Regions from separate parts of the Homo sapiens genome. Here all the other regions are linked to region 5. A link is a loop called in an ENCODE intact Hi-C map of the cell type or tissue named here. Cell type or tissue: Caco-2. All regions are shown on one strand. Region 1 holds the start of LOC124902927 (a long non-coding RNA gene). Region 2 overlaps SENP1 (SUMO specific peptidase 1). Region 3 overlaps VDR (vitamin D receptor). Region 4 has its middle 7.4 kb from the start of ASB8. Region 5 holds the start of TMEM106C (transmembrane protein 106C). Region 6 overlaps HDAC7 (histone deacetylase 7).

Region 1 (4,000 bases), 58 kb after region 5:
AGTTCTCAGGTCTCCTTCCAGAGAGATTCCAAGCATATGCAAGCAACTGTGTTTAAAAATCATCCCTCACTCCCATCTCAAATGGTAAAAATCACCCCTCTCCTCTCTTGGCACAAATGGTAATATACTCCACACACTGGTCTACACAGGACTTTTTCACTTTCTGTGTCCTGGAAAGATTCCACACCCACACGTTTCTGAAATTCTCACTATTTTAATATTGCTTAATATTCCATTATACAGATATACCATAATTTATTTAAGCAGTCCCCTTCTGATGGACATTCGGGTTATCTCTAGCCTTTTGCTGAGATAATGCTGCAGTAAATATTTGTGTATATGCCATTTTGCACTTGCACATTTATCTGTTGGATAATTTCCTAGAAGCAGAATTGCTGGGTCAAAATTGAAGTGCATTAAAAAAATTTGACAGATAAATTCCCTTTAACACTGCATGCACCATTCCCATCAACAATGTATGCCAAAGCCTATTTCACCAAACCTTTGCCAGCTACCACCGTCATGGTTTGCAGAGGACAAATCTCACCACCATAGCCACTCCTTGTATAGTAATCAGTTCTTTTGGTCCTTGCCAATCTGAAAAGTGAAAAATGCTGTCTCAGGGTGGTTTTAATTTGTATTTTCTTTCTTTCCTTTTTTTTTTTTTTTTGTATTGGTTTTGCTTCATTTTCTGGGAACTGTCGGTTCATATGCTTTGCTTTTCTATTCAACTGTTGTTCTCTTTCTTATTTGATTTACATGAGATCTTTATATAGAACATTACCTCTTGCCTATAATAAGAGTTGCAGGTAATTCTTCATGATTTTTCATTTTGACTTTTTTTTTTTTTTTTTTTTTTTTGACACAGAGTTTCGCTCTTGTTGCCCAGGCTGGAGTGCAGTGGCACAATCTCGGCTCACTGCAACCTCTGCCTCCCGGGATCAAGCGAAATCTCCTGCCTCTGTCTCCCAAGTAGCTGGGACTACAGGCATGCACCACCATGCCCGACTAATTTTTGTATTTTTAGTAGAGATGGGGTTTTACCTTGTTGGCCAGGATTGTCTTGAACTCCTGACCTCAAGTGATCCGCCTGCCTCGGCCTCCCAAAGTGCTGGGATTACAGGCATGAGACACTGTGCCTGGCCTCATTTTGGCTTTTGACTTTGTTTATGATTATTCTTTTTGTTTGCCATGCAAACACTTTTTATTTTTATATGGTCAAATTTATTGTTATTTTATTTTATGGTTTCTGGTTTCATTCATAGATTTTAAATTTTTTTCTCCTGGCTCCTTTAAGTTCTTTTAGGGTTAAATTTTTACATTTAAATTTTTGATCCACATACAATTGATCTCATTTTAAGGTATGAGATATACATCTGAACTTACTGTTTTTTCTCCCAAATGTCTGCCCAGTTGTGCTGGGACATTTATTGAAAATTCTATCTTGGCTGGGTGCAGTGGCTCACACGTGTAATCCCAGCACTTTGGAAGCCCAAGGCAGGCAGATCTCTTGAGGTCAGGTGTTCAAGACCAGCCTGGCCAACATGGCAAAACCCTGTCTCTACTAAAAATACAAAAATTAGCCAGGCGTGGAGGCACACACCTGTAATCCCAGCTACTTGGGAGGCTGAGGCACAAGAATTGCTTGAACCCAGGCGGCAGAGGTCGTGGTGAGCCGAGATCATTCCACTGCATTCCAGCCTGGGTGACAGCAAGAAAAGTCTATCCTAACTGGTTGAAATGCCATCCTTGCTCTACTATAAATTCCAGAGTTTCTTTGTGCCCATCTCAGTACTTCTGTGTCCCCTGCCATGTGTATCCAAGCACCAGCACCACAGTGCCTTTTTTTAGGCTCCATGCAGCTTAACTACAGGTCCCTGGGTCTGCAGACATGGAGATTTGCTGACCCTGAGGTGGGATGAGGAGGTAGGGGAAATAGCAAAAGAGTTGGATATTAAGATCAGAAAGCTTCTGGGCTCTCTCCAAAGAACCCCTAGCATCTAAAATGGCTTTGCTCCTATACCTCCTCTCAAAACAAAAAAAAAAAAAAAAAAAAAAAGAGAACAAAGAAGTCTGTTTCCTTATTCAACAGCTATTTGTCCAGCCTGAAAGAGCCCCTCTAGTCTAACCCTGTGCATGCTGCTGATCCTCTCCCAGAGTGCCTTCCAAGATTATTTCAGGAGCCTAGGAAGGCCCTAAGTGTGGCTTTGATCGCCATATTGGAAATGCTTCCCTCACTGGCTCCCTGGGCTCCAAGCCCAGTACTTGACAGTTGCCTGTAAACTGAGCAGGTCTTTATCTTAAAGACATCACAATGGACCCTAAACAAACACATTAACAACCACTCAGAGACCTAACGCTGGCCAATAAACAAACCCCCAGGAAAGCTTACTCAGAAAAGGTTCCTCCTTCCTGCAGCCCCTGAGGGCAGATCCCGGAGTCCCTCCTTCCTCAGCCTGCAGGCTGCTTTCCAAGGGCTCTCCAGCCCTCCCGGCAGGAATGTAATCATCTGCCCTGCGTGCCCTGCCTTCTCTCACCTTTACCCACAATAACCCAGCATGGTCACAATGCACTCAGTGCATACCTATTGCAAATAAAACAAGAAAGTAAATCTCCTTCAAAGGAACAGCTAATAGCTCCAGGCTACCAAAAACAATGTGTTCTATGGGAGCTAGCGATTACCCTATATACCAAGGGTTTAAATTTAAGGTCTTTAGATGAGCTTCGGAGGTTCCCTGAACCCCTACAATGATTTGCAAAATTTATATGTAGACTTATGAAGGGCATTTTTTCCCTAAGATACCGGGAAGGAGATTCCCTGTATCATCAGAGTTCAATATCAAAAATTTTTTTTAAATCTAGGTATCTATGGATAAAAGGATATGATGTCTAGATTTTGTTTCAAAACATTTCAGTTGGAGGACAAAGAGTGGGTGAAGTAGGTGCAGTTATGGATTAAACAAGATTGGCCATTAGTTGATACTTATTAAAGCTAGTGATGAGTGCTTGGAAATTTATTATATTATTCTGTCAAGAAAGAAGTGGAAGGAAGGAAGAAGAAAAGGAGGGAGTGAGGAAACCTTTTGCTACAGACTACGCTGAAAGAACCAGACAGACCATAGTATACATCTGCTATTCTCATAGTCCTAGCTTTATAGGAACAACTGCCCAGTGGATTGCCTGGTCAGTGTTTGAAAGCCTGGCAAATTTGTGGGTGCAGAGGCATGTTCTTCTCACTCTCACCCCCGCTCTCTATCCTCAGCATCACCCAGAGAGAGGGACCAGAATCCCTGAGGCCATCTTGGTTCATCTGCACCGTCTCTCCTACACCTCTTCACCCCTCCCCTCTCCACTTCACTCCAGGCTGCATTGGGGCGGGGAGGTGATCATCCAAGGCCCTGGCTCTCCATCGAGACCCCAGCCAGGTAGAGCCCCTATTGCCTGAGCAAGCTTGCGCAGGATGGGGCTGGAGCTGCACTATTTGGATCTTCTTGGAGTAGAAAATTCACAAATTCCAACCTCTGCTCCCAAAGCAAACCTCCCCAGCCCAGGTGGCTGCATCCTTCTCCTCCCCTCCCCCCAGTTCCCTGGGTCGCCAAGCCGGAGGCTTTGAAAACCAGCTTGTGTTTGGTTTGTGAAAGCACCAATGTTTGCAATGTTTGCCCAGCAGAGAAGGAGCATATTTTCTCCCTTCCAAATGCAAACTCAAAAGATGCTCCACCAGTTTTTCTTCAGACTTTCCACAGGAAACATAAATAAGAAAGAAAAATGACTTTAGGTGCTGAGACCTGAAATGGAATTTCAACCCTGAAGGAACTGCCTGTAACAAGCACTCTCTGTCCTTCAGTGAAGGCTTCGAGAGCCTAGGTGCATGTTTCTTTCCTCTGAGTAGCCTTCACAGATGAGGCAAGGGGAGGAGCTGAACCAGTTCTTAGACCTGACTCCCAGCTAGATCTTCAGCCCCACACAATGAATGGCCGGTGACTGGCACAGCAGCTGA
Region 2 (4,000 bases), 98 kb after region 5:
AGAAGCAAAAGTAAGTTTTATTTACTTGTATACCTAAATTATATCCATGTATTTCTAAATTTATCTGATGCCTTTTAAAACAATCCTTAGTCCCTCAAAGGAGAACCATTTGGCCATAAAGAGAAACACAAAGCCTAAAGCAGTACTCAGGATAATACACCTAGAATCTTAAAGTTGGAAGGGATTCCAGAAGTCATCCAATTCAATCTCCAGGAATTAATACATAGTTTCTAATAATGACACCCATTTGAAAATATTTCCTTCTGTTTCTTGACTGCTTCAATCTACTTCTACTTTTGCAACTAATTTTTCCTCTCTCCCTTTTTCTAAAAAACAGACAGGATCTCAGAGTCTTGTTCTGTCACTCACCCTGTAGTAGAGTGCAGTTGCACAATCATAACTCACTGCAGCCTTGACAACCTGGGCTCAAGCAATCCTTACACCTCAGCCTCTCAGTGTTCGGATTACAGGCATGAGCCACTGCTCCCAGTGTAATTTCTCCTCTCTTTAACTCTATCCTCCCTTCCCTTAATTAGATATTTCTATTAGTAACTAATCTCCTGACCCAGTATAGAAATCCCCATCTACGGTGTCTTGATTGTAACAGTCTTCTTGCCTCCTTTTGTATTCTTTATATGGCAGCCAGTTCCCACATTCCATTTTTGAGACGTTTTATTATATTAATCCTGTCAATCATTAGTCCTTTGAAGTTGTACAGAATTTAACCAAACTGACCTATAGAGAAATCCATTTATGAAAAAAATCTTAAAACCTACTGTATGAATAGGTACTGTGGTCACTCTTCTTTTAGGAACAGGGTATCCTAATGGCTTTCCATACATATCCCAAACATAGGATTTCTGGATTTTATTTTCCTTATAAACTGAATCTGATTCCTTTTACTTCCTTGCTCTTATATTACTTTTTAACTCTGAAAGCCTACAAAGTATGGTACTTTGTTTATAAAATGATAAGAACAATGTATCAGTCACCTATTTTGGAGAAAGTTTTAATACATCTTATAAAGCAGGAAACAGAAAAAGAAGAGAAATTATTATTAATGAAAATATCTACTTGAGGGAAGAAGAGGATTGAACAGAGGACAAATCATTTGCAAAAGACTGATAGTTCACAACTGAGAAACAGAATTAAGTTTTGTATTCTTTTGAAGACACAGAGTCTTGCTCTGTCACCCAGTCTAGAGTACAGTGGCTCAGTCATAGCTCACTATAAACTCAAACTCCTAAACTCAAGCAATCCTCCTGCTTCAGCCTCCTGAACAGCTGGGACTACAGGCATATGCCACCATGGCTGGCTAATTTTTAATTTTTTTGTAGAGATCGGGTCTTGCTATGTTGCCCAGGCTGCTCTTGAACTCCTGGCCTCAGGTGATCCTCTCACCTTAGCCATCCAAGGCACTGGGATTATAGGCATGACCCACTGTGTCTGGCCAAAATTAAGTATTCTTCAATGAGTATCAATACTTAAGGATACCTAATAATACTCCATCAGGATGTTAGCTTCTCAAGGGCAGTAACTTTGAAAGCCTACGAAGTATGGTACTTTGAAAATGGTGCTTTTTAAGATAGCTCCCATCATTATTATGGACATGTGAACTGGCACTCATTTTCAAGGATAACATCATTCTGAACTGAGAAGAAATGCACTCCTTCTACAAAAGTTATGGCTAGGGGTGGTAGGGATAAAGTAGACAAAGAATCTTTCCTTCTTCTCATCTCCTCTAAAATAATGTAATTTCCATTAACTTAGCTTGCTAAAAATCCAGCCTCTGATGGGCCCAGGGAATGGAAAATATGTCCTGATGAATGCTGTCTCTGTAAGGAATCTCACTGAGGTAAATGCCACAGTAAATAGCAAGAACTCAGCTCATATCCTACTGATTGCTGCCCTCTAGGAGGTTTTCCATGATTTACAACAAACTAAAGCCTACTATCCCTTTAGAGTAACTGACCTCGCACCACCAGCAATGGCAGGAAATAAATGGCAAAGGACCACAGATCAAAAATAACTTATCAGTGGATACTTATAACTATCCTTGATTTAATTTCCTCCTTTGATTTGGTGAGCTCTTTTTTTCCATTATTTGAACCAATGTTCTAATATCTGAGCCAAAAGAGGCAAAGAGGGTTTCTTCTAAAGAAAGACAGTAACAAACCATGCCTTCCTTATTATTCTTGGTCACAGATATTATTCAGGGAGTGATGAGCTTCTGAAATTTTTATCTTATAAACCAACCAGTGGCAAAAAGAATGGGGCTGGCCCCAGAGAAAAAAAGCATCCTGGACATGATATATGGCTCCTAAGTTCTATATATCTGATCCTAAGACCAGTATCCAATTTAAGATTCTGAGGTAGTTAAGATATAGTAGATAAGACCCAATGCTTGGGTCTTAATCTTGGCTCTGCTGTTTACTAGCTGTATAACCTTGCAAGTTTTTAAATCTTTCTATGCCTTGTTTCTTTATCTGCAGAATGGTGAACTATCATATCTACTTCCAAAGATATGATGACTATTACAAGAATAAAACACATAAAACATGAATCGTACTAATGAGGTAAATGATCAATAGTTATTGGCAAATATTATTTGGAAGGTCTTGATCATACAAAAACAGGATATGGATATCTAAAATATTTAATGATTACTACACTGAGAAACTAAAAATCCTCCACAGCTGTGAAGCTTGAGTATACCCAGATTAGCCAGGGATGCTTATGCAAAGAAGGTACTTAGGAAAAGATACCCAACCCAGTTTTCTTTTGCTGTAAAAATAACCTTCTAAAATAAAACAGGTACCTACAGGTTTAGGCTTAGGAACAGATCAGTTTAAAAACTGTAGTGTAATTAATATACTTAAAATAAATTGGAGTTAGGAGGTGAAGACCGTAACTTCTCCCCCAATACCTCAAATATTTAATAATAATATAACTTTTTCAATGTCCATTTAAAAAATATCATACATAAATGGAGGCGATTTTGGAAAGCTTGTCATTCGTAATATAAGTGATCTAAAATGAGTAGAACTTAGGTAGAAAGGGAAGTAAAACTGGATTCCTATAAAGAAATCCCACAGTATTCCCTCATGCTGCAACATGGTCGGCTAATACTTATTTGTTCAGAAGAGATGAACTGCAGAATAGGAGCCTTAAAGAGTGAGAATACCAATGAGTGAATGTCTTCTTCAATGTTCAAATCTTCAACAAGAAAAGGTAAATTCAGTGGTTCTCAGACTTTAAAATACACCTGAGATGTTTGTTAAAAATGCCTGTCTCCACCACACTCCCTCATAGTTACAAGAATGAAGAGGCCTATGAGAGATGATTCCAATGCAGGTCATCCATGGACCACATTTTGAGAAAAAGTGAGATAATGCCTTAATTTAACTGCCACTTAATGTTTACTATTTGTATGTAAAAATAGATGCAACATTACCTCATCATTGAGCCAATTCAGATGGTTTAGAGTTTGAATATCTTTGCGTGTAATGGTCAGGCGAAATGCTTCACTGAGAACTTCATCCTGATTCCCATTACGAAATACATTCTTTATTTCTTTCTCCATTTCCTAAGAAAACAAAAGGTGTCAAGACATCAAACACGCGTGGCTTCAGAAAAACCGTATTTCTCACCAAACCCCATATAATCCTCAGACTATATTTATCACCATTCGATTGTTTATAAATTTACTGTTAATCAGTTTACTTCTAACATTTTGGTTTCTATTCCTTCCCAGTAATCCCCGATTACTTCTTTCCACTTCATCTAGTCCTCCCTTCTCTTTTTCAGCACAACATTCAGATCCTTGTTTCCATATTAATTCCTAAAGTCTGGAACAACCTTCCGCTATCAAATTTTCTAAGCACATGAGAAAAATTAACTGTATTTTATATCTCTGGTCCAAATGACTTCCTGAGAAACAGAATTTTTCATAAAAGGTAGTAAGAGAGTAAAGGCAGTATCTTTTAGAAATTACTTTCTT
Region 3 (4,000 bases), 93 kb before region 5:
TGGTCACTGAGGGGCTGCTCTGTCCTCCCACTGGCTGTCTTGTCTGGCTCAGAGCTCTTCCTGTTAAGCCTGCAAGGCCATGGGCACCAAGAAGACAGCACATCGTCAGCCTAGCCCAGCCACCACCTACAGTGATGTGAGCCAAAGCCTCTCACCAGACTGGGCCCGGGACTGAGAGCTTCTTGAGGCCCCAGGGCCTATCAGAGGCCCCGTCTGTCCTTCCCCAGGCTCCAGGGAGCCTGCCTTTGACCCTCACTTGGGGGCAGCCCCCCCAGCTGCAGGGTTGCCTGAAAAGAGATTCCACTGCTTCGCCATCTTTCTCTCATTTTTCTCATGTCACTTTAAATATGAAGCTCCATCTCAGATGTCTATACGCAGGAGGGTTGGAGATTGCCACTCAGCCCCACTTTGCCTGACAACAGGAATGAGGCTAGGAATAGGAAGAGAAGGCCGGGCGCGGTGGCTCACACCTGTAATCCCAGCACTTTGGGAGGCCGAGACAGGCGGATCGCGAGGTCAGGAGATCGAGACCATTGTGGCTAACACGGTGAAACCCCATCTCTACTAAAAATGCAAAACATTAGCCGGGCGTGTTGGCGGGCGCCTGTAGTCCCAGCTACTCGGGAGGCTGAGGCAGGAGAATGGCGTGAACCCGGGAGGTGGAGCTTGCAGTGAGCTGAGATCGTGCCACTACACTTCAGCCTGGGGGACAGAGCGAGACTCCATCTCAAAAAAAAAAAAAAAAAAAAAAAAGGAATAGGAAGAGAAAATAGTGCAGAGCTGAATTAAGAGAAAGTACTGGGACTGGGTGCAGTGGCGTGAGCACGCCTGTAAGCCCAGCACTTTGGGAGGCTGAGGTGGGCAGATAGCTTAGGCTCAGGAGTTTGAGACCAACCTGGCCAACATGGTGAAACCCTGTATCTACAAAAGATTAAAAAAAATTAGCCAGGCATGGTGGCATGCGCCTGTGGTCTCAGCTACTTGGGAGGCTAAGGTGGAAGGATCGCTTGAGCTGGTGAGGTCAAGGCTGCAGTGAACCAAGATTGTGCCACTGCACTTCAGTGTGGGTGACAAAGTGAGATCCTGTCTCTAGAAATAAAAAATAAAAGAGAAAGTACTGGGGGTAAAAAAAAAGTTTGGCGCCCTTGCTTCTGCTTAAGAGTTGTCATATGAAGCCCGAGAACACTGAAAAGGAAGAGGACACCATTACGCTCTGGAGCGTGGGGTCAGTGTTCAGGGTATAGAAAGTTTGCTCCCCAGCTCCAACTGCCAGACCCAGAGGCTCTCTGGAACTCAGATCCCAGAGCTGGCCTTTCAGGTGTGTCTGGCCCAACATGTCTGTTTGCTGGGCCACAGATCCTCTTGGCTCAGAGGTCCTGTTCTTCCCTGTTCTCCTGCCTTCCAAGGGCACTTCCACATGTGTGGCTGTCATTTACTCTCTGCCCACGAGGAGTCAGGGCAGCCAGACTGCCCAACCCTGGCTCTGTGCTTTGTCCTGAAGGTCTACACCCTACCCTGCCTTCCTCCCAATACTAATTGCCTGTGAGCTGGTTTGGATTTGAGAAACAAGAGCTTCAGGTTTCCATGAGAGCCCATTGCCTCAGCTGCTCTCTGAGCCTGGACCCTGTCATCCTCTGGTTGGTTGGCATTTATACCCCAGCTCAGGAAGGGGGGGTAGGGGTGGGGCAACCAAGCTAAATATAGATGCAGTTTCTAGAAAGCCAGGGGTGAGAGAGGACATTGACCGATTCTCATGCCAGAGACCAGTTTATCAAAACAGAAAGAGACAAAAACCTCACAAAAGCATCAAGAGCCTGGGGCCAGGGCCTCAGGCCTGGGACAGTTGGGCCTTTCTCCAGTAGGTGGCCTCTGCCAGCAGAGACGCACGTTGCATAACCCAGGCGTAGGGTCAACTATCCCCTCTGGGCTCCATCTCCACTGCACTGTCACAGAGATTCCAGCGTCTGCTCAGGATACAGGAACTAGCGAGAGCTCCTGATCTGAAAGCTATGTGAGGTGCTGGGAATGCTTACTAGTTTGATTATGGTGATCATTTCACAATGTATATGTATAGCAGAACATCGAGTTGTGCACCTGAAATATAGACCATGTCTATCTGTCAATTATACCCCAGCAAATCTAAAGGAATAAAAAGACCTACATCAAATGATGTAGGGGCCTACATGTATGTGAGAGGCAGCATCAGGGGGTTCTCCTCAGGTGGGTTTAAAAAAACATTAAAGGATGGTTAGCACTGTAGAAAAGAGCACAGACTTTTTTTTTTGGAGGGCAATTGGCAATGCGAAGCATGTTAAACACACAGACATTTTAACGCAGTAAAGCCACTTCCAGGTATTTATCCTGTGGGTAGATCGGTCCATGGGCGCAATGGTGGTTACTGCAGCTCTGTCTGGAGAAGCCAAAGACCGAACCTAAATGACCATGACAGAGGACTGGTTTCTTTCTTTTCTCTTTCTTTCTCTTTCTCTTTCTTTCTTTCTTTCTTTCTTTCTTTCTTTCTTTCTTTCTTTCTTTCTTTCTTTCTTTCTTTCCTTTCTCTCTCTCTCTCTCTTCCTTCCTTCCTTCCTCTCTTTCTCTCTTTCTATCTGTCTGTCTATCTGTCTTTCCTTCCTTCCTTCCTTCTTTTCTCTCTTTCTTTCTTTTTTTTTTTTTTCTGGATGGAATTTCACTCTGTCACCCACGCTGGAGTGCAGCAGCACGATCTGGGCTCACTGCAACCTCTGGCTCCCAGGTTCAATCGATTCTCTTGCTTCAGCCTCCCGAGTAGCTGGAATTACAGGCATGTGCCACCACGCCTGGCCAATTTTTTGTATTTTCAATAGAGATGGGGTTTCACCATGTTGGCCAGACTGGTCTCGAACTCCTGACCTCAAATGATCCACCCACCTTGGCCTCCCAAAGTGCTGGGATTACAGGCATGAGCCACCGTGCCCAGCCAGGCACTGGTTTCTTATCTCACAGAACCTCCATATAATACTCTGTGACTATGAAAAAGAAAGAGGAAGAATGCTGAAATGGGAATGAGCTTGAAGAAGTGTTCTTTAGCAGATAAAACCAAGATGCAGAATGGTGACGTGTGTGCACACACACATACACACACACACATATGCACTTTTACATAAAGAATCTGGAAGCGAACACGATGAGCTGGCAACAGTGACAGCTTCCTGGAGGAGGTAGGGAACTAAGAATTGGGTTGAATAGGTGATTTACTTTTCACTTACATATCCTCTTAAACTGTTGGCTTTTTAAAAAGCCATATTATGACGTTACATTTAAAAAATCCACTACCCACTACAACTACCTAAACATTAAAAATGAAATGCAGTCTTTGGTTAGATCGATATGTTTGAGTTTAAATCTTAAAGCACAACCTTGGGCAAGTTACTTAACCTTCCCATCCATTAGTTTCCACATCTGTAAAATGGGAGCAACATTTCAGAGAGGGTTGTAAGAACTAAATAAAGGAAAAGGGAACAGGACCTGGACAAAGGAAACCCTAAATAAAGGGAAAGAAGAGAAACTAGCAGAAAGAGGCAGTGGGAGGGAGTGCTGAGAGTGGGTGAAAGTAGATTTTAAAGTAGATTTTAAACATCTCATTAAGAATTTGAGACCCCTGAAGCAGACACCATGTCTTAGGCCTGCTCTCTGGGTGCCTAGCATGGGAGCCTGCAGGCAGCAGAGTTTGAAACCATATTTCTGTTTCATGTGCTGTAGCTCCTGATGTCTAGAGCCACAGCCCCTGTGCTAGTTACAGCAACCACTGTCCAGTTCTGTTGAGCACCAGCCAGTTCTACCCAGCCTTTGACCGACATGAAGCTCTCTCAGAGCCCCTGGCCCAGCCCTTCCCTCTTCATACCTGATATTTAACTCCTTCTGTTTAGGAACCTCTTTTCAGAGACCACTGCCAACACATCACATAGTTATACTTTCCAAGTTCCATGGTAGAGAAAAGGAAGAAAGGACCATCTGTCCTCAA
Region 4 (4,000 bases), 200 kb after region 5:
CACCATGCCCGGCAAGAAAAAAAATATTTTTAAAGTGGAAAAAGACAAAAAATAAACTTGTATTTTGATCACAGCCCATGTATCTTGCATTCACTATTCAGATTCCATCTCTGCATATTTTAGTTGGTTATTTCTGTTCTTGATGTTTTGATTACAAGTGATTCCATGAATTTTGTGTTTTAGTGTGCTGTGTCTCCCATAAGACTTTTAGGCCACTGTTTTTTTTCTTCCCTTCCCTCCTGATTCCAGTTCCGCTCTCAAGAAGTGCTCATTAGATGATGTTGATCAACAGTATGACGAATGTTCCTATTTTCAGACCTTGGCATAAACTTGATCTGGAAATTTGATAATGATGTTTTGCCTGTAATGATTGCTGCTATCACTGTTCAGCAGTATTAGTATCCAGACTCTGCGGGTACGGGGTATCCCAGTTTACAGACCTGGGTGTCTTGCCCTTTGAGTCTTGCCAGTACTGAATGGCCACAGGCTTTTGAGCAACTCCTAATTGGAGTAAAAAACCTTTATTCACTTGGCTGGCTCCATACCCTTTCCTGATTTTGAGTGGATCTTTCAGAGTGACAGTGTGCTGGGGGAGAGGAATTCTGCATTGCAAGCTTCTAAGTGGTAACATGAAGCATTTCACAACAGCTTTTAAAATCTCTGGCCAGAAATTATCAAATACTCCCCTGTCTTAAAGGCCCCATCCTTCTCTATCAGGGGTTGCCTGGCTAATGTTGATGGCAACGTTTCCCTGACACCCTTCCTAGAAAAAAGCAAGTTAAGTAAAAAGGGACCCCTTTCAAATAAGTTCTCCATCAACAAAGAAAAAGAAACAAACCAAAAGGGAGTTTGAGATACCCTAAGAGTGAAGGAAAGAGAGGGAATCAGTCAATGTTTACAAAATAGGGTAAAAAAATAAGATCCAAGTGTCAGACTAGTTGGCTAGTTGGGAAAAAATAGCTTTCTTTCAATAATGGAATATTTTACTTTACTTTGAATTTGTTCAATTTTTAGGACTATCACTTATAGCACATTCCTCATATTTAGAAATAATGTAATATTATGCAAACTTCATAAAGACCAAGATTCCAGTTCTGATAGTAGCTCTAGTTACTTTACTTGTAAAAGTAAGTACTTTTATAAGTAAAAGTAAAATTACTTACTAAAGTAAGTAATACTTTACCTGAGTCTCAGTTGTACAATGGGATGAGAGTATTAACACCTACTCCAAAAGTTAATTTCATAAAACCTAGACCACATTTGTGAAAAGTGGTTTTGTAAACTACATAAATGTTGACATGTCATCTTTATATGATTTTATATTTGTTCAAGGAGGTTACCAAATATCTCATCCTCCCAGTTACATTGTGGCGCCTTTAAAAGAGCAGAGATTTAGATTTCTATACTCATCTCTTTTGTCATTGCACAGTTCTAAACACACAATAGTTATTTAATAAATACAATGGAATTGAACTAAAATGAACAGATCTCCCAAAAATGGGAATAGTGGAGTGCCTCTATGTCCTAGTCCCTGACGTAGAAAAATTGAAAAGGAAGCTTTGGAACTAGAGCAAAGAAAAAGAAAGTTCAGAGGAAACATAATGTAAGTCTCATGAAACCTTTCATATGCTTAAACCTTGTACTAGAGAAAGTAATTCAGCAAAGAAAAGAACAGTATTAATGTGCAGCAGGGATACTCTCCCAAGACATGCCATCAGGATTAAACAAGGACTTCTTTCAGAAACTGCTCAGAGGCAGACATGCGCTCAATAGCCAAACTCTACTCTTTTTTTTTTTTCCTTTTAACTTTCCCCAGGGCTTGGGAAATTTTATGAATTATCTATTTTTTAAAAATTGGCTTTTAATCAATATTTTGTTATTATTTTTGGTCATATAGTCTACCAATATTTTCCACTATCAGAGCAATTATAAAACATTTTCAGTCTTCATAGAGAAAAATTGCCTGAAGGATTTTGAAAAAAAAAGTACAGTAAAAATACAAATAACAATTTTAATGATAATACTGAAATTATATATATATATGATACTATTTTTCCAAGAATGTAGGCATTTATAGCTAAATTACCTAGCAAATCAAGACTGAAGGGGACAAACTGGTAGGAGAGTTAATGTCGTCCAGGGGAGGGAAATTACAGAGGAAATGACTACTTGCTTGGTACAATTGGGTGGTCCAGATTAATCTGGAGAGTTCTATGAGCAAGACAAAGAGAAAAGAAAGGAAAAGAAAAAAGATCTGGTTCTCTGAATCCATTTGAGAAGCAAATTACAATCAATGTCAGAATTTTCTGCTCACCTGGGTCTATGCTATTTCTAATGGGAGTGTGTCTCCCCCTGGAGGGCAAGTAGAGCATTTGCTCCTTCTTGCTTCTTGCCCAAAGTTGAATGATTCGTTCTTGGTTCATTCATTGAGTCTTTGATTATATCATTAATTGGTTGATTGATTAATTCACCCATTAATTCAACAAATACTTATTAAGTTCTGTCACTGTGCTGTTTGTTGTGATAGACACTAAAGATCCAGCCAGCTAAGATCAAGAGAAATATGGTCCTGATCACTAGGAAAATTACAGTTTGATGTGAGAAACAAATATTAGATAGTCACCTGTATGCCTAAATAGTCACAATAGTGATGACTTCTGTAAAGGAAAAGTGCAATGGACTGACTATTTATGTCATCTCAAAGTTCATATGTTGAAATCCTAACCACCCCCCAAGGTGACAGTATTAAGAGGTGGGGCCTTCATGAAGGAGGTTATTAGGTCATAGGAGCACAGTCCTCGTGATGAGACTAGTGCCCTTCTAAAAGAGGGAACTTTGCCCCTTCCACCATATGAGGACACAGTGAGAAAGTTCTATCTATGAGCAAGTGGGGCCTCACCAGACACCAACATCTGGGATTTCTTGGACTTCCCAGCCTCCAGAGCTGTGAGAAATAAATTTCTGTTGTTTACAAGACACCCAGTTTACAGTACTTTTGTTATAGTGCCCAAATAAACAAAGAGAAATAGTAGAGAGGGTAATAGGATGATTCAGTAGAGGACCTAATTCAGGCTGGGAGGTCAAGAAAAGCTTCCCTGAGCATAGACCTGGAAGATGGGTGGAAACAACCAGGTCAAAGGTGTGGAGGTGTGGGGAGGGGGCCTCCCAGCCAATGGAGCAGGGTCAGGGTATTCAAAGACCCTAAGGAGGAAAGAGCTTAGGAACCTGGAAGACAAGGAAGAGGCCAGAATGAGAAGACAAGAAGCTGGAAAGGTAGGGAGGCTCCAGATCAGGTGCGGTCTTGGGGGACATGTTAAGGATTCTGAACTGTATCCCAAAAGAACAAGAAGCCTATCAACAGGTTTTATTCAAGTGACATGACCACATGTGTGTTTTTAAAGGACCACTTTGACTTTTTAAAGAAGAATGGATTATAGTGGAGCCAAGGCAAGGATTAAAATAGAGAAAACAGCAGCCTAAGTGATCTGGACAAAAAGTCAAGCAGGCTTAGATTTGAGTGGTGGCCATAGAAAGGGAGAGAAGGGGGTGAATTTGAAATATTTTAGTGTTAGGACTGATAGAACTTGGTGATTGGTTACAAGTTGGAGAAGGGTATTGTGGTCAAGAATGACTCCTAGGCTGGGCGCAGTGGCTCACACCTGTAATCCCACCACATTGTGAGGCCCAGGTGGGTGGATCATTTGAGGTCAGGAGTTCGAGACCAGCCTGGCCAACATGGTGAAACTCTGCCTCTACTGAAAATACAAAAATTAGCCGGGCGTGGTGATGAGTGCCTGTAATCCCAGCTACTCAGGAGGCTGAGGCAGGAGAATCGCTTGTACCCAGGAGGCGGAGGTTGTAGTGAGCTGAGATGGTGCCACTGCACTTCAGCCTGGGCAACAGAGAGAGAGAGACTCTGTGTATATATCTTTCTTTCTTTTTTTTTTTTTTTGAGATGGAGTCTTGCTCTGCTGCCCAGGCTAGAGTGCAGTGGCGCCAT
Region 5 (4,000 bases):
TATGAACAAAGAAACCCACCCATTAAAAAGTACCCTCTAGGCCGGGCACAGTGGCTCACGCCTGTAATCCCAGCACTTTGAGAGGCCAAGGTGGGCAGATCACCTGAGGTCAGGGGTTTGAGGCCAGCCTGGTCAACATGGTGAGACCCGGTCTCCACTAAAAATACAAAAATTAGCCAGGTGTGGAGGTGTGCGCCTGTAATCCCAGCTACTTGTGAGGCTGAGGCAGGAGAATCGCTTGAACCCGGGAGGCGGAGGTTGCAGTGAGCTGAGACTGTGCCACTGTACTCCAGCCTGGTCGACAGAGCAAGACTCCATCTCAAAACAAACGAACAAACAAACAAACGAACGAAAAGTGCTTTCTAACCTCTTACGTACGTGCCTTTTTTGTGGAGGTCTGGGGAAGGGGGGGCCCTACTACCGAATGAATCTACTCCTTGGTGCCTCTTGGCACCTAATTGGCTTGCAAAGCTCAGCTGTGGGGTCCGTTCCTGCGAGAAGCCAGCAGGACTCCCCATGGAAGGTTTCCCCCAGGCTGGGCCCCTCTGACTTGTGAGACTTCCAGCAGCACTTTTATCTACAGTATTGGAGGGGTCTGATGAAGCCTCTGGGTTCCCCTCCTGGACTGAAGACAGGTTCTGATATAATTGCCGGACGGGTTCTCCTTGCCCGTTGCCCAGAGCTGATTCATCAAGACAGGGGAATTGCAATGGAGATTTTAATTCATGCAGAGCCGGCTGAATGAGATACCAGAGTTTTATCACTCAAATAAGTCTCCCCGATAATTCAGAGACTGGGGTTTTTTAAGGATAATTCGGCTGGTAGGTATCAGGCAGTGGGGAGTGCTGATTGGTCAGGTTGGAGATGAAATCATAGGGGGGTCTAAGTGGGTTCTTCTTGCTGTTTTCTGTTCCTGGGTGGGATTGCAGAACTGGCTGAGCCAGATAACTGGTCTAGGTACTGCCAGCTGGTGCCTCAGAATGCAGGGTCTGAAAAATATCCCCAGCACCGATCTTAGATTTTACAATAGTGATGTTATCCCTTGGAGCAATAGGGAAGGTTTGGAATCTTGTGACCTCTGTCTGGATGACTCCTAAACCATAATTTCTAATCTTGTGGCTAATTTGTTAGTCTTACAAAGGCAGTCTGGTCCCCAGGCAAGAAGGGGGTTTGTTTTGGGGAAGGGCTGTTATCTTTGCTTCGAAGTTCAACTATAAACTAAATTCCTCCCAAAGTTAGTTTGGCCTATACCCAGGAATGAACAAGGGCAGTTCGGAGGTTAGAAGCAAGACGGAACTGGGTAAGTCAGATCTCTTTCACTGTCATAATTTTCTCACTTACAATTTTTGCAAAGGCAGTTTATCCGAATGCTCCGCATGTGTGTACCCTCAGCGACTACACAGCTCCTGTACTATAAAGAATATTTCAGAATGGCTTCGGTAGCCGGCAGCACCTTCCTCCTCTCGCAGCAGAGAAGTGTTTTGCTCTGGAAACTTGACTGGAGCCTTTCCCAGCCTATCTAGCGAACAGCAGAGCATCATCCCGACTCCGCGGACTACCGCGGCCCAACAGCAAGGGTCGCGGCTCCCCGGCGCTCTCTGCCGCCCTCTACCGGAACCGAGGGAGCCAGACAGCTGCGATATTGGGAAGGCCTCCGGAGCCGCGAAGAGCGCACGCGCGAGCGCGCGCCCGCGTTCTCCTGGCGGGCTTGGTATTTGGCGCCTGCGCGCTGAGTGCGTGCCGCTCCGCCGACCGAAGAGGCTGGTAAGTCCTCAAGCTGGCAGGTGGTCGGGGGAGCGGCCGGAGAGGAGCTGCCGGGAGTTCGTGCCCTGCAGGTCTGCGACGCTGGCGTTCGCTCCTGCCTGGGCCACTTTGGTGGGCTCAGAGCATCGCTTTTTGCCAAGGGGCGTGACCTGAGCCCGCCTCCTGGGGCTGGGGGGTGGAGAGGAATGGGAATCGTTAAGGCCGGTTATCAATTTGGTGCCTGTTTGTTGCTCGAGGAGGGGCATAGAGCTTACAAATAGTGAAGAGGAAGGGGCGAGGCTGGACCAGGTGGGAGCGGGGGTGCCCCAAGTCCCAGGGCGGTGAGGATCGAGGCAGGTGCGTGAAAGGCAGGCCCCGTTCCCCCTCCCCACCCCCGCCGGCTGTGTGTGGCGGGTAAGAGGAGAGTGGGTAGCACTACTACAAAATGAGGGTCCCGATAGAAATCGTACAGGTGTTGGGACCACACTCAGGGCGGCAACTTGTCATTTTTGCGTTTTTAATTTTCTTATAGAAACAAGCGATTTCTGTCGTGATTCACTGGGGCCGCTAACGTGCACTCCCTCTTTTCATCTTAGGACATGACACCAGTGGCATATCACGGCCATGGGGTCTCAGCATTCCGCTGCTGCTCGCCCCTCCTCCTGCAGGCGAAAGCAAGAAGATGACAGGGACGGTTTGCTGGCTGAACGAGAGCAGGAAGAAGCCATTGCTCAGTTCCCATATGTGGAATTCACCGGGAGAGATAGCATCACCTGTCTCACGTGCCAGGGGACAGGCTACATTCCAACAGGTGATCATGGAGGGATGATTCCCTGATGAGAATCCCAAGGTACCCTCGGAGTTCTCCTGTCTGCCCAGACAACTTTTCTTCTAGGCAGTAATACCATAATAGAGACAGTGCCCTGGACAGGAGCCAGCTCAACTGACTTAATACACTTGGGCAGTTCTGCAACTTCTCTTCCTCTCCTTATTTTTCCAACCCTTTCTTTTCTTTACCGCCACTCTTGTTCTTTTCCTGAGGTTTGGAACATTCAGTTCGCTCTGTGTTGTGGGATTTGTTGACAGGCACATTTCTTTATCGCTGTCACAAGGATTGGGACAGCTTTGCGGGGGAACCATCTTGGAAGCTGCTTTTCAAGGAAATGGGTAGCTAATCCTTAACAGCCTAAGGTCAGAAAAATATATCAGGTCAAGAGAGAGAGACAAATACTTAGCCTTGGTACAGGATCATCTATTACTATTAACAAATTGGCCCTCAGAAAGTCTTTAACAGTTTAGCTGGAGAGTCACAGAAATTTAGAGCTGGTTAGGACCTTCAAAATCATTTACTCCAAAGCTTCCATATGAAAGGCAAGGAAACCATGGCCTTGAGAGATTCGACGACTCTGCCAAGCCCATGCAGTAAAGCCAGAACAGGATCCCAGGTTTTTCAACTTCCACATCACTACCCTGGCAGCACTGATAGATGTTTTATAATTTGTGGCACTCTCTTGTTTCTTGTTCATTAGACCCAACATGTGAATTTCACTAGTATTTTTTAAAATGTCTCATTCCAGAAGAATATTTGTTGTGGCAGGCTCAAGTGAGACGTGAAGGAAGTACTGCCAACACATGGGATTTACAAAATAATTGTTTGGCTCTTTTCTAGAGCAAGTAAATGAGTTGGTGGCTTTGATCCCACACAGTGATCAGAGATTGCGCCCTCAGCGAACGTGAGTTACCTGCTTCTCACCTGTTAATACCTACTTCTGTCCCTAATCTCTTTCTGTATGTATGAATGCCAGTTAATTCTTTGAAAACTACACATGTTCTTATAAGTTCCCCATTTTCCTTATAACTGTTTGCCCAAGCAAGATATCTCTGCCCCCATCACAATCTGGGGAAAGAAACTTGAAGCTGGAAATGCTTTGAAGGTCAAGGAATGGAATCAGAAGAAACTGGGAAAGTGGAGTGTTCTGGGAGGTGTGGGACTGTCTCTGTCCACATAGCTCCTTTCTTCAGCTTTTCTTCCCAGAGTGCAAACAGTGTTTAAAGGAGTTTTAAAAGGTTTCTCCTGCTTCACTGCTTCTTAACTGGTTTATGGTTCCTGGCTCTTGGAACTTCCCTTTCAGCTCCCTTCTCTTTCCTGGTTTTGTGTTTAATCTTGACACATTGAACCTTGATATCTGACTGCCTGGGTCGGTCATGTGCTGTGTCATTTGCAGTAAGCAATATGTCCTCCTGTCCATCCTGCTTT
Region 6 (4,000 bases), 170 kb before region 5:
GGCACTGGGGGGCAGGGGCTCTGAGCGAGTCCGGCTCAGTGGCCAGTGGAGGCCTGACCCAGAGAGCCGCTCGGTGGTCATTAAGGACTGGGCAAAGTGGAAGGGCAAGGGCCCAAGCCCGGGCACTGGAAAGAATCGGGGGGTGGAATAAGGAGGGAACCACAGGGAGCAATGGAAGGAAGCGAGGGTATAGGGTGGGGGGCCAGGGTGCAGCAGGGCAATGCGCAGGACAGGGGGACAGAGATGGGGAGGAAGGATGGGTCCATCCCAAGCTTGGCTCTTAGCAGGGTGCAGGGACCCAGCCCCTTCCCTGAAGAAGCAGCAGACTCACCAGTCAGCAGCGGGGCATGAGAGCCTGAGGGGTCCAGGAGGAGAATGGGCTGCAGGCGAGAGGGCAAGGTGCCCCCAGCCTCGGGCTCCAAGCCATGGGGCAGGAAGAGGGGAGTGTGGGGGCTCCCCAGGATTGGCCCCCGAGGGCCCAGAGTCGGATGGGTCCTGCGGTCACTGTCAGCCTGGGGGAGAGGCGGGAGAAGTCACGGGGAAGAAGATTCCAGCAGAGAACAATGAAGATGATGGGGTGAGGCAGCAAGAAAAGGGAGTGAAAGAAGCTGGGGGGGCTTGGAGTGGGGGTGGGCACCCCAGCCACTCACCCTGGCAGGGGCGGGCAGCCCCAGAGTGATTGCGGGCAGCAAGGACACTGTCGGCAAGGCGAACGGGGCCACAGAAGTCTCCTGCAGCCGCAGCCGCTGGCCCAAGAGCGCCTGCCATAGGGAGCAGGGCGAGGGTCACCGGTCCCAGACCTCTACCCCGGCGCACCTTCCCCAGAACACCCAGGAGGCTCTGGCAGGGGCTGCCCAGACCCTGCAGCCCCAGCCCAGGTAGGGCCGCCTGCTGGAAGAAGGCTGAGCCTCAGAACTGCCCCAGGAGAGCCCAGTCTCGGCAAGGCCTTACCTCCGAGCCCAGGATGGGATTGGGGCCGTGCTCGCTGTCATTGGGGGAGCTGCACCCTGATGCGGGCGTGCTGCTACTACTTGGGGAGGAGTCTGAGGGTTGGGGAGAGAGGGAAGTGCAGTCAGAGGCCAGGGTGGGCAGGAGGGTACAGCCAGGCCGCCTGGTGCAGGAGACCCGGGAGCACCCCCTTCCTTAACGAGCACCTTTGCTTCCTGCTTTCTTTTTTTTTTTTTTTGAGACAGAGTCTTGCTCTGTTGCCCAGGCTGGAGTGCAATGGCACGATCCCGGCTCACTGCAACCTCCACCTCCTGGGTTCAAGCGATTCTCCTGGCTCAGCCTCCCAAGTAGCTGGGACTACAGGCATGCACCACCGTGCCTGGCTAATTTTTGTATTTTTAGTAGAGACAGGGTTTCACCATATTGTCCAGGCTGGTCTCAAACTCCTAACCTCAGGTGATTGACCTGCCTCAGCCTCCCAAAGTGCTGAGATTATAGGCGTGAACCACCGCGCCCGGCCTCCTGCTTTCTTCCCATCAGAGCAGGAAGAAGACAGGCCACCTTTGGCCTACAGCACCTTTGCATAATTTTTTGAAGGGTGCCCCCTTTTCTGGGAGATGTCACCTTAGCTAACAGAGCAGGGACTGGGTTTCAGCCCCAACTCCCCCGCTTCGGCAAGTGTGTGGGACACCCCCATGCAACCACGCATGGCAGTCCTAAGGAGGGGACCCCTGTCTAGGTGGGGCCTGACCCAAAGGGACAAGACCAGCCAGGTTTGAGGATGGCAACCGCACTGGCTCAGCCGGCCCTCACCTCCGAGGGTCTCTGCGGGCCGCCGCCGGAGGCTGGGGGGCGCACTCTCCTTTCGGAGCAGTGGATTCTTCCTCCGCTCCAGGGACTTCTTGGGCTTATAGCGCAGCTTCAGGTTGGGCTCAGAGACTGCAGGGAGCACCAGCGTCACTCAGGCCCCCACCACCCTTCTTTTTTCCACCCTTTAACCCCTCAGTCCCAGTCATCTCTATCGGTCAAGGAAAGAGAAGGCAGAACTAGAAAGAAGATCCTAGCCTACCGATGATCTCCTGGCCCAGCCCAGCCCGCCCACCCCTGCACACTCCTCCCCCATGTCCGAGGCCCTTCCCCCTTCCTTTGCCTGAAAGGTCCGCCTGTTTGTTCAGCTCACCTGTCTTGCGCAGAGGGAAGTGCTCTGGGGGGTCACTGGGCAGGCTGGGAACAGGAGGCAAAAAGCTGCTGAGCATGGAGCGGGTGGCTCCTTCCGTCTCCAGGGGCTCCAGGGTTCTACAGAACGAGTGCCAAGGCTGCTTCAGAGGTGTGGGGACACTGCACGGGCACTGCCCTGAGCACGGGCCCTGGGACCTGAGGGGGAGGCTGCAGCGGGCAGGGCTGGGCAATGTGGGGCTGGTAGGAATGGGGACCATCTCCAGGTGGCAGCAGTGGGCCGCCTGTCCGCTCCAGCAGCTATAGTGCAGAGCTCTGACCTAGGCATAGAAGCCAGGTGCTTGGTGCGTGGGTGAAGAGCCCACTGGGGGCTCTGTCACCTGCACTAGGAACCTGCTCTGGGAACCAGGACATTTTTGCGCTCAGGGAAAATATAAAGAGAGAAGGGGCTCATGTGCAAGAAAAAAGCCAGTAGGGTGTGTGTGTGTGTGTGTGTGTGTGTGTGTGTGTGTGTGTGAGAAGGGCTCAGGTGGGGTGGGGAGAATTTAAAGAGAGGAGGGCAGGTATCAGTTGAGAGAGGGGCTCGGGGGCATTATGTTTAGAGGAAGGGTAAGGACTGGTTGTGGCAACTGGGGAGGAAGGAGGCAAGTGTGTGTGCTCATGGCTAACACGGGGGCGGGGGTGGAGGGTGCATGTGGGGACAGGAGGGCAGGTGAGGAGGGTGTTACCTGTAGGGAATGCCGGGGCTGTTGGGATGGACTGTTCTTTCTAGGGCCGCCTGCTGTTTTTTCAGAATCACCTCCGCTAGCTTCTGCTTGACCACGCTGCTGGCTACAGCACCTGTAGGGGCAGAGTCAGGAGGGGGCTGGAGGTGGGTGGACAGGCGGCCTCGTGGCACTACCTGGCCACTGCCCTGTCCCCATCCTCAGTAGGAGGCGTCCCAGGGACTCCCTAGGCAAGAGCCAAGCCCGAGGCCCTACCCCTCCCTAGAGCCTCCAGACACCACCCCCCACCCCCACATCCCCCACACATTCACAGGCAGAGCCCAGGCAAGCAGAGGGAAAGCCTCGGCTCAGGCCCAGCTGGCTGCGGCCCTCCCACCTCACCCCTCACAAGCCACACAGGCAGCCGCAGGCACCTGGCTGGTGGGGCTGGGCTGGGCTGGGGTGGCCACCTCCTTACTTCGCTTGCTCTTGTCCTTGTGGAGAAGCTGCCGCAGCTCTTGTTCCTGGGGTCCCACCTGCAACTCGGGCATCGGCGTGTCCATGGAGAGCTGTGGGCAGGGCCGGCAGCCCAGAAAGGGACAAGGAGTTGAGGACTGAGACTGGTGTCTAGGGATGCTGAAGGCGGGGAGGCTGGGGACCAAGCTCAAGGTGGCCCCACATGCAGGGAGCTCCATCTTTACCCTCATGGGCTCCACCGAGCGCTGCTGCTGCAGGCCTGCTAGGAAGAGGTGGTGGTGCAGGCGCTGGGGACGCTGCAGGGCCAGCAATGTGGGCTCTGGTGGGGGCTCCACTGGGGGCCGCTGGCCCACCCGCAGGTCCATGGGCTGCGGCTGAGGGCCTGGTGTGTCTGCACAGGGCCTGGGGCAGCCTAGGGACAGAGAGAGGGAGCAGGGTAAACTGGAAAGTTTGTCCTCGGGGGCATGATACAGCCTGATCCCCCCTCAGCCTCCCTCAGGCTCACTTGACAATGGCAAAACACTCTCATGGGGGTTTTTCCTCACTTAATCCTGTCGTGGTCCTGCAAGGTAGGTATTATCAATTCCATTTTACTCGTGAGAAAAAAGTCACATGAACTGTGCACAGTAACACTGTATCACTGGTGGTGTTTGAACGGAGTCTTCCGACTCCACCACAGTGCTCCTCCACTAAAC

Evidence for each region. Hi-C counts contacts between places; a loop is a spot of excess contacts. Peaks named below come from ENCODE experiments on the same cell type or tissue, not always from the same donor. Only the 100,000 strongest peaks of a DNase experiment are listed, where the experiment ranks them.
Region 1: a loop joins it to region 5, with 3.0 times the contacts of the local background. A loop is called at or near these places in 7 of 110 quality-filtered maps.
Region 2: it touches region 5 in a loop (7-fold over the local background); 2 of 110 quality-filtered maps call a loop at or near these places.
Region 3: a loop joins it to region 5, with 2.6 times the contacts of the local background. A loop is called at or near these places in 9 of 110 quality-filtered maps.
Region 4: a loop joins it to region 5, with 13 times the contacts of the local background. A loop is called at or near these places in 43 of 110 quality-filtered maps.
Region 6: it touches region 5 in a loop (5-fold over the local background); 3 of 110 quality-filtered maps call a loop at or near these places.

Annotation. Positions count from the first base shown.
Region 1 is chr12:48,019,573-48,023,572 of GRCh38, forward strand. All of the region lies in intron 2 of LOC105369750 (a long non-coding RNA gene), which reads left to right. It overlaps LOC124902927 (a long non-coding RNA gene), which reads right to left and starts at 2,603. Exons shown (of 2, transcript XR_007063293.1): 1 at 2,393-2,603; 2 at 199-597. RefSeq lists an enhancer at 1,946-2,937. In Caco-2, no CTCF peak of the experiment used is centred here; DNase peaks (open chromatin) are centred at 2,469, 3,589 and 3,989.
Region 2 is chr12:48,060,256-48,064,255 of GRCh38, forward strand. SENP1 (SUMO specific peptidase 1) reads right to left here. Exons shown (of 18, transcript NM_001267594.2): 13 at 3,455-3,586. Among named protein-coding and RNA genes, the nearest start is that of SENP1, 44 kb to the right of the region's middle. In Caco-2, a CTCF peak has its summit at 1,933; no DNase peak of the experiment used is centred here.
Region 3 is chr12:47,868,807-47,872,806 of GRCh38, forward strand. All of the region lies in intron 3 of VDR (vitamin D receptor), which reads right to left. Among named protein-coding and RNA genes, the nearest start is that of VDR, 34 kb to the right of the region's middle. RefSeq lists enhancers at 1-187, 1-72, 173-242, 1,009-1,058. In Caco-2, a CTCF peak has its summit at 1,856; a DNase peak (open chromatin) is centred at 1,895.
Region 4 is chr12:48,162,946-48,166,945 of GRCh38, forward strand. No RefSeq gene overlaps it. Among named protein-coding and RNA genes, the nearest start is that of ASB8, 7.4 kb to the left of the region's middle. RefSeq lists silencers at 2,121-2,415, 2,181-2,475. In Caco-2, a CTCF peak has its summit at 2,357 (motif pointing left); a DNase peak (open chromatin) is centred at 2,339.
Region 5 is chr12:47,961,870-47,965,869 of GRCh38, forward strand. It overlaps TMEM106C (transmembrane protein 106C), which reads left to right and starts at 1,727. Exons shown (of 8, transcript NM_001143842.2): 1 at 1,727-1,835; 2 at 2,340-2,554; 3 at 3,413-3,476; 4 at 3,969-4,000. The coding sequence starts at 2,368. In Caco-2, a CTCF peak has its summit at 1,603 (motif pointing left); DNase peaks (open chromatin) are centred at 1,692 and 2,452; H3K4me3 peaks cover 1,086 bases.
Region 6 is chr12:47,795,256-47,799,255 of GRCh38, forward strand. HDAC7 (histone deacetylase 7) reads right to left here. Exons shown (of 26, transcript NM_015401.5): 3 at 3,530-3,717; 4 at 3,307-3,397; 5 at 2,853-2,964; 6 at 2,129-2,244; 7 at 1,762-1,887; 8 at 952-1,043; 9 at 651-761; 10 at 332-512; 11 at 1-125. Among named protein-coding and RNA genes, the nearest start is that of HDAC7, 23 kb to the right of the region's middle. RefSeq lists a silencer at 2,271-2,470. In Caco-2, a CTCF peak has its summit at 2,377 (motif pointing right); a DNase peak (open chromatin) is centred at 2,413.